Linked DNA regions of Homo sapiens: region 2 is linked to region 1. A link is a contact called in ENCODE Hi-C or POLR2A ChIA-PET data. All regions are on one chromosome and are shown on one strand. Each heading gives the region's core, a stretch centred on a gene start or an enhancer-like site at or near the end of the contact. The rest is flanking DNA. Distances are from core to core; before and after follow the strand shown. Region 1 holds the start of LINC00674 (long intergenic non-protein coding RNA 674). Region 2 has its middle 18 kb from the start of KPNA2.

The links. A loop is a pair of places that touch in the nucleus more often than their neighbours do. ChIA-PET counts read pairs that join two places held with the same protein, here RNA polymerase II (POLR2A). Pooled maps may share reads with other maps.
Region 2: a map of endothelial cell of umbilical vein shows a loop between it and region 1 (6-fold over the local background). The contact joins the enhancer-like site here to the promoter of LINC00674 in region 1. A Hi-C loop is called at or near these places in 5 of 168 maps with a recorded cell type or tissue (CD4-positive, alpha-beta memory T cell, PC-3, endothelial cell of umbilical vein and 2 more), 1 of 37 single-sample maps with no recorded cell type and 12 of 50 pooled maps. POLR2A ChIA-PET finds 5 or more read pairs at or near these places in 6 of 52 experiments (A673, SK-N-SH, activated CD4-positive, alpha-beta T cell and 3 more).

What each region holds. Positions count from the first base shown.
Region 1 is chr17:68,098,143-68,104,598 of GRCh38, reverse strand. It overlaps LINC00674 (long intergenic non-protein coding RNA 674), which reads right to left and starts at 3,044. Exons shown (of 6, transcript NR_027418.1): 1 at 2,640-3,044; 2 at 1,541-1,656. It overlaps LOC124904048 (a long non-coding RNA gene), which reads left to right and starts at 3,103. Exons shown (of 2, transcript XR_007065885.1): 1 at 3,103-4,047. RefSeq lists silencers at 2,610-2,769, 2,930-2,989, 3,040-3,179 and enhancers at 2,145-2,923, 2,924-3,703.
Region 2 is chr17:68,050,668-68,057,123 of GRCh38, reverse strand. No RefSeq gene overlaps it. Among named protein-coding and RNA genes, the nearest start is that of KPNA2, 18 kb to the right of the region's middle. Within about 2 kb of position 2,608, at least 14 of the 41 ENCODE cell types and tissues checked have a DNase peak (open chromatin) inside an H3K27ac peak, as active enhancers do; they include A673 and endothelial cell of umbilical vein, where a contact is called at or near this core.

The DNA of each region.
Region 1 (6,456 bases), core at 1,795-4,294:
TTGATACCTTTCAGTAAAGGGGCAATTCCACAATAAGGTTATTACCAAGTAACTGAAGTTTATACAGCATCTTGAAATCAAAGGTACTCTATAAATTTAAAATACTAATATGTTATTAACTTAAAGCAAAGAACAATAATTTTAAAACATCTTATAGCCCAAGTGTATTGTAAACCAAATATAAATTCGCTGTGGGATCTGTCTTTTTTTAAGTGATTTTTTTTCCTCTATTAGGGAACCCAGATCTAAATGAACTGTCACTTAGTCTAAAGGTATGCCAAACATTTCTTAAGGTCTTCACAAAGAATCAACTTTTTTTTTTTTTTTTTTTGAACAAAATGAGGCCTAGGTTAAGTATTTTATTTGGCTTCTCAAGATGGACTGAGAAGTTGGGCACCAGCTCCAGACCAATTCCTGGACACACATCAAACACAGCCCTGTCATTTATCCAGTCAGTCAAAACAATCTTTTCCATCTAACCCTTTAATGTTTATGTCCTTAAAAGCTGCTAATTGAATCCAGTTCTTGAGATCTATTTGCTAAAATCTATACCATCTAATTTGTAAATGATGAACAAAAATGAAAAAAACAATATGTTAACTTTCCTGGCAAAACAGAAGAGACTCCACTGTAACCAAAGAAGGAAGGACAATGTTTTTAATATTTGTCAAATTTTAAGAGAAAACTATTCAGAGACAAATAGTTGTAAGAAACTTAGAGTACCTCAAACTGTTTTTACTATTAAGAGGACACAGGGTATTTAAAATTCCTCAGAAAAACCTGAAACAAAATCACTCTATAAATGTAGCTCAATATTCCCTCTTCCCCTAAAAGATAAGCATAATCTTTCCTCTTAACAAACTTTACATACAGATTTTTATAATGTATCTTAGGCAGTACAGAAACTGCAGATAAACACTTTAAGATCTATTGAGTCATACTAAAAACTTCAACTCATTTTATCTGCAGAAAATCAAAATCCCTACTTTTTCCTCATTTTCTCTATATAGCCCAGAGGAAAGTAAATGGAAACAGCCTATTTCTGATGCTTTCTGCACACCTGGGATCACATGTTCTTTCCACAATCACTGACTCCAGATAGTAACAGCAACAGATAAACTCCAAAGCAACAAAGATCCCCTACAAAGGTTTCCACTGACTCCTCCCAATATAAGGACACTGAATGGGGGGTGGGGGGGAATATAAGTATCCTCCAATCCAGGTTTTCCATTAAGAACCACTCAGTTAATGATTCCTGGCAATTTTCCCTAGGGAAAGGAAAACTGTCATGAAGGTAATACATTATCTAAATTGCAGCCAACATACACATTCAAGCTAAATTCTCAAATACCAAATTCACTGCAAGTTTTCATCCAGCAAGTTTAGCCAGTGGACTGGGATGTGACACACAAGCATTCAACTGCAAAATTAGTCCAAATAAATCTCAAAGTCTAGTGTGGGCAAATATAATTACAGTTTATTAGTACATGTGCACGCACACACAAATCCTCTACGGAAAATTATCTTTCTCACCACTCACCCAAATATAAACGTGGACAATTTATCAGGGGTAAATGGTGAAGGTAGGATAACGCCGTGATTCCAATTCCTTCTCAAACCAAATACAAGTTCTCCTAAAACGGGGGTGGCATGTCCCTGTAAGAATACCAAAAATGGCACTGTAAGCAAAACGTACCTGTAATGTTAAAGATTTCATGCACCTGGAATCATAAACACTTTGTAAGTGTAGTCTTCTATCTAGCAACCCCTCTGGACACTCTTTTCCATTTCGAAAAAGGAAGGGGGAGGGTGGGGAGAGTAACAGAAAGTTTGTTCGAAAATTTGTATGAGGACATACTTAGAATTGTACCCTCTCCGCCCCCCCACCAAAAAAAAAAGTGTGTTTTTAAAGCAGGTCTGGAGCTAGAAGTGAGACACAAGTTCTGCGGCCTATAAGGAACAACCCCCAAACATGCCACCCTACAATCAGACACTTCCAAAACACAGTGTACAATGAGCCCAAGCCGTCGGATCAGACAGGCACACCGGAAGTCAACCTGTCTCCCCTCCTCAGAGAGACGTGAGTTTAAGGTGTGTGACCCTGGCAGCGGTGGCCGGCGGCGGGGAGTAAAGGTTTTTCACGCGGGCATAAGTGGGTGTGTGCAAGGTAACAACCCGGGAACACAGACGCACACCCTCCCGTTAAGCGCTCCATCTTTAAGGAGTGTTTACTGCGCGCAGTCAGCAACCGAATTCAATAATCCTCGCCACGGGAGCTCTTCATCCCCTTCACGATCTCACCTGGGCGGTAGCCCAGGGGCTGTTCCCCGAGCCCCGGGAGGCAGCGTCGGGCTCCTTGACCAAGACTTTCCGACCTGAAATCCGCCTGCGATGCGAACTGGTGTACCCTCCCCTCCACAAAACACCACCCCCCCGCCCCGAGTCATCCTCGGCTTTTTAAACAATGTCCAAACCGGAACAAGTGGTTTTCCAATTGCTCTCTCTGAACTAGGCCTTCCCACACCTCCGACCCCCAACTCACCACTGATCGCGACCCTGGCCCTTCCCAAGGCCACAAGCACCCCTGCCAGCTCGCCCACCTCGCGGCTGCCCAGCCCGGCCCGCCGCGCCCCCTTCACCTGTCAGGCGCACTTCGACAGGCCCGTTCCTACGGCCTCCGAGGTTAGACATGTCCCTGGCGGCTGGGGCGGCGGGCGGGACGGGGGCGACGGCGAGGCGCGGCGGAGTCACCACAGCGGCCGGGGCTGGGGCCCGAGCAGCCGGCGACGCGACTGCAGCGGCCTGAGGGTCCCGGATGTGCCAAGCGTCGTCGCCATGAGCCGCGGAGGGAGCGGACGCCACGGCCTTTCCCTCCTCTAGGCGAGGCCTAGTAGCGGACAGGGCTGGTCAGCTGAGGTGGGCGGTGCTCGGCGGCACGGGAGCAGGACTGTGGACTTGGCCGCTTCCTCCTCCACCCGCCCCCTTGTCTGAGTGACGCCGGACCTGAGGCCGCCGCGGCCATTTGTCGGCTCCGGGGGGGCGAGGGGGAGATGGGAGGCGGGGCCGGTGGGGTCAGCGGGGCGGGGCCGGCGGGCGCGCGCCAGATGCCCGGAGCGGGCACCGGCACTGAGGGAAGGTGTGAGCTGCCGCCGAGGGTCCCAGGCGGAACGCGGGAAGGGAGCAGGCAAGGAGCAAAGTGGCGGCGGGAGCGGCAGCTGTGACCCCTGGAGGGGTTTAGTGTCCGGTCCACTCAAGGGAGAGTTTTAGACCAAGCAGGGCCGACTGCATTTATTAGACGCCCACAGCATGCAGGGCGCTCCAAGAGGCTGGGGCGAGGAAAATTAGAACCAAGTCTGCTACCCGCCGGGAACTTGTCGTATTTCTGGCGAGGGAAGAGACAGCATTCCCACGCCGATGGTTCCAGCAAAGCCCCAGGAGTGCTGTTCCTGGTCTTGTAGTTGACGCCTCCATCCGGGACTCACCTGGTGGAGAAAATCGGGTTACCTGCAGAGTCCCGCTCTTTTCAGGTGCAGCCAAGGATAGGGAGATGATACGTCTTAAAGAATTAACAAGATAAACCTTGGAGTAACGTATGAAGAGTTGTTCATACACTACTGTATTTATCTCAGGAGCAGAAAGATAACAACTTTCTAAAGATGTACCATATCCTTTGACCTTGTAACTATACTGCTAAAATTTTTTTTTTTAAGACAGGGTCTCCCTGTCACCCAGACTCACTGCAGTCCCAACTTCCCAGGCTCAGATGATCCTCCCACCTGAGCCTCTGCAGTAGCTGAGATCACAGTATGCACCACTACACCCCACTAATTCTTTTATTTTTGGTAAAGACACGTTTAGGAGGGACATTTAGGTTTCTCTATGTTGCCCAGGTTGGTCACGAACTCCTGACCTCAAATGATCTGCCTGCCTTGGCCTCCCGAAGTGCTGGGATTACAGACCTGAGCCACCGCACTCAGCCCTATTGTGTCCAGAATTGGTGGGCTCTTGGTCTCACTGACTTCAAGAATGAAGCCACAGACCCTGGTGGTGAGTGTTACAGCTTTTAAGGTGGCGTGTCAGGAGTTCGTTCCTTCTTGACCTTAAGATGTGTTCGGAGTTTTTTCCTTTAGGTGGGTTCTTGGTCTCACTAGCTCGGGAGTGAAACTGCAGGCCTTGGTGGTGAGTGTTATAGCTCTTAAGGCGACGTGTCCGGCGCTGTTCATCCTTCCCGGTGAGCTTGTTGTCTTACTGCCTTTAGGATAGAAACTGGAGACTTACGTGGTGAGTGTTACAGCTCATAAAAACAGTGTGGACCCAAACAGCAAAAAACTGAAACTTCACACTGTGTAAAGAGACGCGAACGAGTTACCACTGCAGGCTCTGGCAGCCTGCTTTTATTCTCTTATCTGGCCCCACCCTCATCCTGCTGATTGGTAGAGCCAAGTGGTCTGTTTGGACAGGGCGCTGATTGGTGTGTTTACAATCCCTGAGCTAGATACAAAGGTTCTCCACGTCACCATCAGATTAGTTAGATACAGAGTATGGACACAAAGGTTCCCCAAGGCCCCACCAGAGCAGCTAGATACAGAGTGTCGATTGGTGCATTCACAAATCCTGAGCTAGATACAGAGTGTTGATTGGTGCATTCACAAATCCTGAGCTAAACACAGGGTGCTGATTGGTGTGTTTACAAACCTTGAGCTAGATACAGAGTGCTGATTGGTGTATTTACAATCCCTGAGCTAGACATAAAGGTTCTCCAAGGCCCCACCAGAGTAGCTAGATAGAGTGTCCACTGGTGCACTCACAAACCCTGAGCTAGACATAAAGGTTTTCCAAGACCCCACCAGACTCAGAAGCCCAGCTGGCTTCATCCAGTGGATCCCCCACCGGGGCTGCAGGTGGAGCTGCCTGCCAGTCCTGTGCCATGTGCTCGCACTCCTCAGCCCTTGGGTGGTCGATGGGCCTGGGCGCCGTGAGCAGGGGGCAGGGCTTGTCGGGGAGGCTCGGGCTGCACAGGAACCCACAGAGGCGGGGGAAGGCTCAGGCATGGCGGGCTGCAGTCCCGAGGGCTGCCCGGCGGGAAGGCAGCTACGGCTCGGCGAGAAATTGAGCGCAGCGCCGGTGGGCTGGCACTGCTGGGGGACCTAGTACACCTTCCGCAGCCGCTGGCCCGGGTGCTAAGTCCCTCATTGCCCGGGGCCGGCAGGGCCGGCCGGCTGCTCCGAGTGCGGGGCCGCCAAGCCCTGGCCCACCCGGAACTCCAGCTGGCCCGCAAGCGCTGCACGCAGCCCCAGTTCCAGCTCACGCCTCTCCCTCCACACCTCCCTGCAAGCTGAGGGAGTGGGCTCCGGCCTTGGCCAGCCCAGAAAGGGGCTCCCACAGTGCAGTGGTGGGCTGAAGGGCTCCTCAAGTGCCGCCAAAGTGGGAGCCCAGGGAGAGGAGGCGCCGAGAGCAAGCGAGGGCTGTGAGGACTGCCAGCACGCTGTCACCTCTCACTATTCTTGACAATAATACAGAAGATGTTCTTTGCTCTATTCCATTAAAAACAAAAGGGGAATGAGGGAACAGCATAATGGTCCAGGAACCACATGGTTTTTTATGCAGCCATTTAACTATTTTAATGAAGATCATATAATATGGAAGAATGTATATGTAATGCAAAGTTTAAAAACAGAATAAAAGTTGTATGCATATACATGCAAAAGTGTCTAGCACAAAGTAAACTAGTAAGGACAACAGCGTGGGGGATTTTTTTTTGAGACGGAGTCTCGTTCCGTCGCCCAGGCTGGAGTGCAGTGGCGCCATCTCGGCTCACTACAAGCTCCACCTGCCGGGTTCACACCATTCTCCTGCCTCAGCCTCCCAAGTAGCTGGGACTACAGGCGCCCGGCACCACGCCTGGCTAATTTTTTGTATTTTTAGTAGAGACAGGGTTTCATCGTGTTAGCCAGGATGGTCCCAATCTCCTGACCTCATGATCCGCCCGGCTTGGCCTCCCAAAGTGCTGGGATTACAGGCGTGAGCCACCGTGCCCGGCCACGTGGGGGATTTTTTATGTGATTCATTAGTTTTGCTTTAGGCTGTTATAACATTAATGCAATTTTAAATGTTTCAGATTAATATATTTTAATCCTTATTCCATGCCAGTCATTTATTTTAATCAATCAGTGAAGTCACTTCTCCAAATAGTTACCTCCGAGAGCATTTGATCAGTTTGGATACAGCCCTACAATTAAAGTAATCCAAAAAAGTATATGAAGTTCTAGACATCACACTAAAAATACCACAGATAGGCTGGGCACGCTGGCTTACGCCTGTAAACCCAACACTTTGGGAGGCCGAGGCGGGCGGATCATTTGAGGTCAGGAGTTTGAGACCAGCCTGGCCAACATGGTGAAACCCCGTCTGTACTAAAAAAAAAAAATACAAAAAAATTAGCCAGGCGTGATGGCT
Region 2 (6,456 bases), core at 1,359-3,858, 47 kb after region 1:
ACCCGGTCCTCACCGTTCCTATGTAAAGCCAAAAGCATTCACTCACTGTCCATCCACAGCACAGGTTGGAAGCCACTTAGGAGCCCTGGGGGTTGAATCTAGTGAAGAGAATCTGACGATGCCTGGTGCACTCTGGGGTGAATTCATTTTGACACCTAGCTCTGAATTTTTAGAAATATCGTTGTTCTTAATATTGGTGTTTTAGATAAAGGAGGCACATTAGTTTTCTTTTTCTTTTTTTGAGATAGAGTCTCACTGTATCACCCAGGCTGGAGTCCAGTGGTGCAATCTCAGCTCACTGCAGCCTTGACCTCCCTGGCTCAAGCGATCCTCCCACCTCAGCCTCCCAAGTAGCTGGGACTACAGGTGCACACCACCACGCCTGGCTAATTTTTGTATTTTGTAGAGACGGGGTTTTGTCATGTTGCCCAGGCTGGTCTTGAACTCCTGGACTCAAGCAATCCTCCTGCTTTGGCCTCTCAAAGTGCTGGGATTATAGGAGTGAGCCACCGCACTCAGCTGAAATGTTCCATGTCTTTATCTGGATGGTGGTTACCTGGGTGTCCATGTAGGTAAAAATGCATTGAGTGGCTGGGTACAGTGGCTCACTCCTGTAATCCCAGCACTTTGGGAGACTGAGGCAGGAGGGTCACTTGAGTCCAGGAGTTCAAGACCAGCCTGAGCAATATGGCGAAACCCAATCTCTACTAAAAATACAAAAATTAGCTGGGCATTGTGACTTGGGCCTGTAATCCCACATACTCATGAGGCTGAGGCACAAGAATCACTTGAAGCCGGGAGGCAGAGGTTGCAGTGAGCCAAGATTGCACCACTGAACTCCAGCCTGGATGACAGAGTGAGACCTTGTCTGGGAAAAAAAAAAAAGCATTGAGCGGCACGCTTCAGATTACAGCACTTCACACTCATTACTGAATACAAATTGCACATAAGGCCAGGTGTGGTGTCTCACGCCTGTAATCTCAACACTTTGGGAAGCCAAGATGGGCGGATCACCTGAGGTCAGAAGTTCGAGTCCAGCCTGGCCAACATGGTGAAATCCCGTCTCTACTAAAAATGCAAAAATTAGTCAGGCATGGTGTCGGGCACCTGTAGTCCCAGCTACTTGGGAGGCTGAGGCAGGATAATCCCTTGAACCTGGGAGGTGGAAGTTGCAGCGTGCTGATATCGCACCACTGCACTCCAACGTGGTCGACAGAACAAGACTCGTCTCAAAAAAAAATTAAATTAAAAAGTTGTACCTTATTATAATAAAGACAATAGAAAGGGAGGAATCTAGGAGAATAAGTTGTTGTAAGGGTGAACAAGGTTCATAAAACACACACGCACACACCCTGTGGTGGTTGTGAGGACTGGTGTGGTACAACAGAGGAAGAGAAGGCAGGGAGACCAGAGTTGAAGGCTATTGCATGTTGTCCACGTTTTAATCTCTTAGGCAGAAAAGGGCAAAGACATGCCCTTTTCATTGTCACCAGCTTTACTTTTACCTTTTAAAAGTAAATTGTTGGCTGGGCGTGGTGGCTCACGCCTGTAATCCCAGCACTTTGGGAGGCCAAGGAGTTCAAGACCGCCTGGCCAACATGGCAAAACCCCATCTCTACTAAAAATACAAAAAGTATCCATATGTGGTGGCAGGCACCTGTAATCCCAGCTACTCGGGAGGCTGAGGCAAGAGAATCGCTTGAACCCACGAGGTGGAGGTTGCAGCGAGCTGAGACCATGCCATTGCACTCCAGCCTGGGCAACAAGAGCGAAACTCCGTCGCAAAAAAAAAAAAAAAAAAAAAAAAAAGTCTACAGAATTTGTCAATTGTCATCTTGGGGGGCAATATCTCCCTCGACTGAGAACCACTGCTTTAGATAAAAGCAAAATCTTAGGCCAGGCTCGGTGGCTCACGCCTGTAATCCCAGCACTTTGGGAGGCCGAGGTGGGTGGATCATTTGAGGTCAGGAGTTCGAGACCAGCCTGACCAACATGGTGAAACCCTGACTCTACTAAAAATACAAAATTAGCTGGGTGTGGTGGCACGTGCCTGTAATCCCAGCTACTTGGGAGGCTGAGGCAGGAGAATCACTTGAACCTGGGAGGTGGAGGTTGCAGTGAGCTGAGATGGCGCCATTGCACCCAGCCTGGGCAACAAAGGCAAAACTCCACCTCAATTAAAAAAAAAAAAAAAAAGCAAAATCTTAGACTTGTCCATTTTTGGGCCATTGCCTGAAATCCTGGACAAAGGCCTAACTGACCCAGTTAAAATGCCAGTATCTGAGCCCCACTGTTACGCTGAAGCAAACCAAGGAGGCAATGAATTACGTGTTGCCTAACTTGCTTCTCCCTTGCAGTTTCAATTGCGTTAGGCAGCCAGCTTCCCTTCCTCTCCACTGTTTGAATTGTTGCTGCCGGGCAAAAACTGCAGCTGGTCCACCTCAGAGCTGGCCTCATTTCAATAATAGCCGGGAGGACTGGCATGGGGCTTTCCAAGCTTAATTAGCTCATGTTTGTAGAGTTCCTTAGGAAGCTCAGGCCAGCATGCTATGGGAAGTCCAAGTTAGTAGGATTCTCGCCACACTTAGAAAACGAACATTCCCACATAAAAAGGCTGGTAGAGGCAGAAAAGAACGCCTCGGAGCGTGTGTGTGAACAGCGAAGGGTCCTTGTGAACCACATTTGAGACCATAAAGAGAGTAATGCATTCCAAGTTTCAGGCCCTCCTCCTACTCTCTACAGCAGGAAATTATTTAAAGTATTTCCTGAACAGCTGAAGTATGTTAGAAACCTGCTAGCATCCTCCACAGTATCTCCAGGAAATGGACACCAAAGAATTTCTTTGTAATGAGAAACTATCTGAGCTCTACTGGCCATTTCTACCTGAACAGGTTGGATACTCTCAGCCTGGGACCTGGAGAATACAATCTTCTTAGATCATTTTTATGTCAAACTTAGCATCCTACTGCAAGAACACACACTGGAAGAGAATTCCTCTTATGTATGCACATATATATGAAGAATTCTCTTATATATATAGTATACATACACATATATTAGTATATATCAAGAGAGACAGAGACAGAGACAGAAAGAACTTTGTTAGGTAATTTAGCAATGTCAGTAATAGCTTGCTAGTTAGTTATTCCCGCTCAATCTTCGGGTGGGGCAAGAATGAGGTCAGCCTCTTTTGTTTTAGGCAGAATTCTAGAACATGCAACACAAGGAAACTGCTTGGCCCCATCCCACCTCTAGAGATTTGTTCTCTCCAAGGCCTGCCTATAAATCTCCCAGGGTGGGGTTCCAGAAGAATGGTGCCCCAGCAAGCCAAGTTTGAACCTCCCAAGCAAATCGCATTGGAATGTTGGTGGGGTCACAGGATCAAGAGCCATCTGGGAGCCAGCTGTGACTGGGGCTGATTCCCATGATTTCCTATGAGAAGGGCAAGTATGATCACTACAGCAGAAATACCAAAGAAAAATGGCAATTGTTACCTCCAGAGCAAAGAACAAGGCCTAGAGCAGAGCCAGTTCCTGAAGAGAATGACAGATCTGATTATGCTGGTGAAGGCCAGGCAAGTTCTGTGCTTCCTAACTAGTTAGACTTTCCTTCTGCGGCAGCGAAGCTCGGATCCAGAGCTTGGGAAGTGTGGGACTTGCCTCTCTGAGACCTGGCTGTCAGCAGGAGGATGAGGAGCCAAACACATCCCATTGTTACCACCCACCTTCTGGGGCTTGCAGGGAAACTGTGAACTCCTTGCCAAACGAGATATAAGCCCTTGCCATCTTCCCTTTCCTGGGACAAAGGAACCACACAAGTTTTCAGTGTTTCATCATGCTTTTGGAACGAATGTCAACCAAAGGCCATCTTTTAAGGACAACAGCTAAAACGCCTGTCCAACTAGAGTTCTTTAGTCAATGGCAGTTACATTCGTTCATCTGAGGTCTTACACTACTTAGGATCAGGGAGTGACATTTAAAAAAAAGCGACAGGGTGCAGTGGCTCATGCCTGTAATCCCAGCACTTTGAGGCCACGGTGGGCACGTGTCCAGAACTGGTGGGTTCCTGGTCTCACTGACTTCAAGAACGAAGCTGCAAACCCTCGCTGTGAGTGTTACAGCTCTTAAAGAGGCGTGTCTGGAGTCTGTCCTGTCTGATGTTCAGATGTGTTGGGAGTTTCTTCCTTCTGGTGGGTTCATGGTCTACGCTGGCTCAGAAGTGAAGCTACAGACCTTCACGGTGAGTGTTAACAGTTCTTACGGCAGCGCATCTGGAGTTGTTCATTCCTCCCGACGGCCTTGTGGTCTCGCTGGGCTCAGGAGTGAAAGTTGCAGACCTTCTCGGCGAGTGTTACAGCTTTTAAAAACACCGTAGACACAAAAACTAAGCAGTAGTAAGATTTATGGCAAAAAGCAAAAGAACAAAGCTTCCATGGCGCGTAAGAGGACCTCAGCAGGTTGGCAATGCTGGCTCGGGCAGCCTGCTTTTATTCTCTTATCTGGCCCCACCCACATCCCGCTGATTGGTAGAGCCGAGTGGCCTGTTTTGTCAGGGCGCTGATTGGTGCGTTTACAATCCCTGAGCTAGATAGAAAGGTTCTCCACATCCCCATCAGATTAGTTAGATACAGAGATTCGACACACAGGTTCTCCAAGGCCCCACCGGAGCAGCTAGATACAGAGTGTCCATTGGTGCATTCACAAACCTTGAGCTAAACACAGGGTGCTGATTGGTGTATTTACAATCCCTGAGCTAGACATAAAGACTCTCCACGTCCCCACCAGACTCAGGAGCCCAGCTGGCTTCACCCAGTGGATCCCACAGCGGGGTCACAGGTGGAGCTGCCTGCCAGTGCTGTGCCATGCGCTAGCACTCCTCAGCCCTTGGGCGGTCGATGGGACTGGGCGCCGTGGAGCAAGGGGCGGCATTCGTTGGGGAGGCTCGGGCTGCACAGAAACCCACGGAGGCGGAGGAAGGCTCAGGCATGGCGGGCTGCAGTCCCGAGGCCTGCCCCGTGGGAAGGCAGCTACAACCCGGCGAGAAATCGAGCGCAGCACCGGTGGGCTGGCACTGCTGGGGGACCCAGTACACCCTCCGCAGCCGCTGGTCCGGGTGCTAAGCCCCTCACTGCCCTGGGCCGGCAGGGCCGGCCGGCCGCTCCGAGTGCGGGCCCGCCAAGCCCACGCCCACCCGGAACTCCAGCTGGCCCGCAAGCGCTGCGCACAGCCCCGGTTCCCGCTCGCGCCTCTCTCTCCACACCTCCCTGCCAGCTGAAGGAGCCGGCTCTGGCCTTGGCCAGCCCAGAAAGGTGCTACCACAGTGCAATGGTGGGCTGAAGGGCTCCTCAAGTGACGCCAAAGTGGGAGCCCAGGCAGAGGCGGTGCCGAGAGCAAGCGAGAGCTCTGAGGACTGCCAGCACGCTGTCACCTCTCAGGCAGATCACAAGGTCAGGAGTTCTAGACCAGCCTGGTCAACATGGTGAAACCCCGTCTCTAAAAATATAAAAATTAGCTGGACACAGAGGTGCATGCCTGTAATCCCAGCTACTCAGGAGGCTGAGGCAGGAGAATCACTTGAACCTGGGAAGTGGAGGTTCCAATGAGCCGAGATCGCGCCATTGCACTCCAGCCTGGACAACAAGAACAAGACTCCGTCAAAAAAAAAAAAAAAAAAAAAAGGCCGGGCGCGGTGGCTCACGCCTGTAACCCTAGCACTTTGAGAGGCCTAGGCCGGCGGATCGCCTGAGCTCAGGAGTTTGAGACCAGCCTGGTCAACAACAGTGAAACCCCGTCTCCACTAAAATACAAAAAATTAGCCGGGCATGGCAGCATGCGCCTGTAGTCCCAGTTACTCGGGAGGCTGAAGCAGGAGAATCGCTTGAACCCGGGAGGCGGAGGTTGCAGTGAGCCGAGATCACGCCACTGCACTCCAGCCTGGGCAACAGAGCGAGACTCCATCTCCAAAAAAAAAAAAAAAAAAAAAAAAAAAAAGCACATTTACAAAAGTGTAGGAAATAGGCCGGGCGCATTGGCTCACATCTGTAGCACTTTGGGAGGCTGAGGTAGGTGGATCACCTGAGGTCAGGAGTTCAAGACCAGCCTGCCCAACATGGTGAAACTCCGTCTCCTACTAAAAATACAAAAATTAGCTGGTCATGGTGGCGCACGCCTGTAATCCCAGCTATTCGGGAGGCTGAGGTGGGAGAATTGCTTGAACCTGGGAGATGGAGGTTGTAGTGAGCCGAGATTTTGCCACTGCACTCCAGCCTGGGCAACAGAGTGAGACTTCATCTCAAAAGAAACAAAAAAAGAAAAGAAATGGAAAGGAACTACACCTGAAACTTGTAATATTTTGAAGGTAGCTCTGCCTTTGAGGGCCTAATTTTCCCCAGGCTATATTCCCCTTTCTTTGAAAAGCACCCACATGTATTTAACAGTAAACTGTGCATACAGTTTC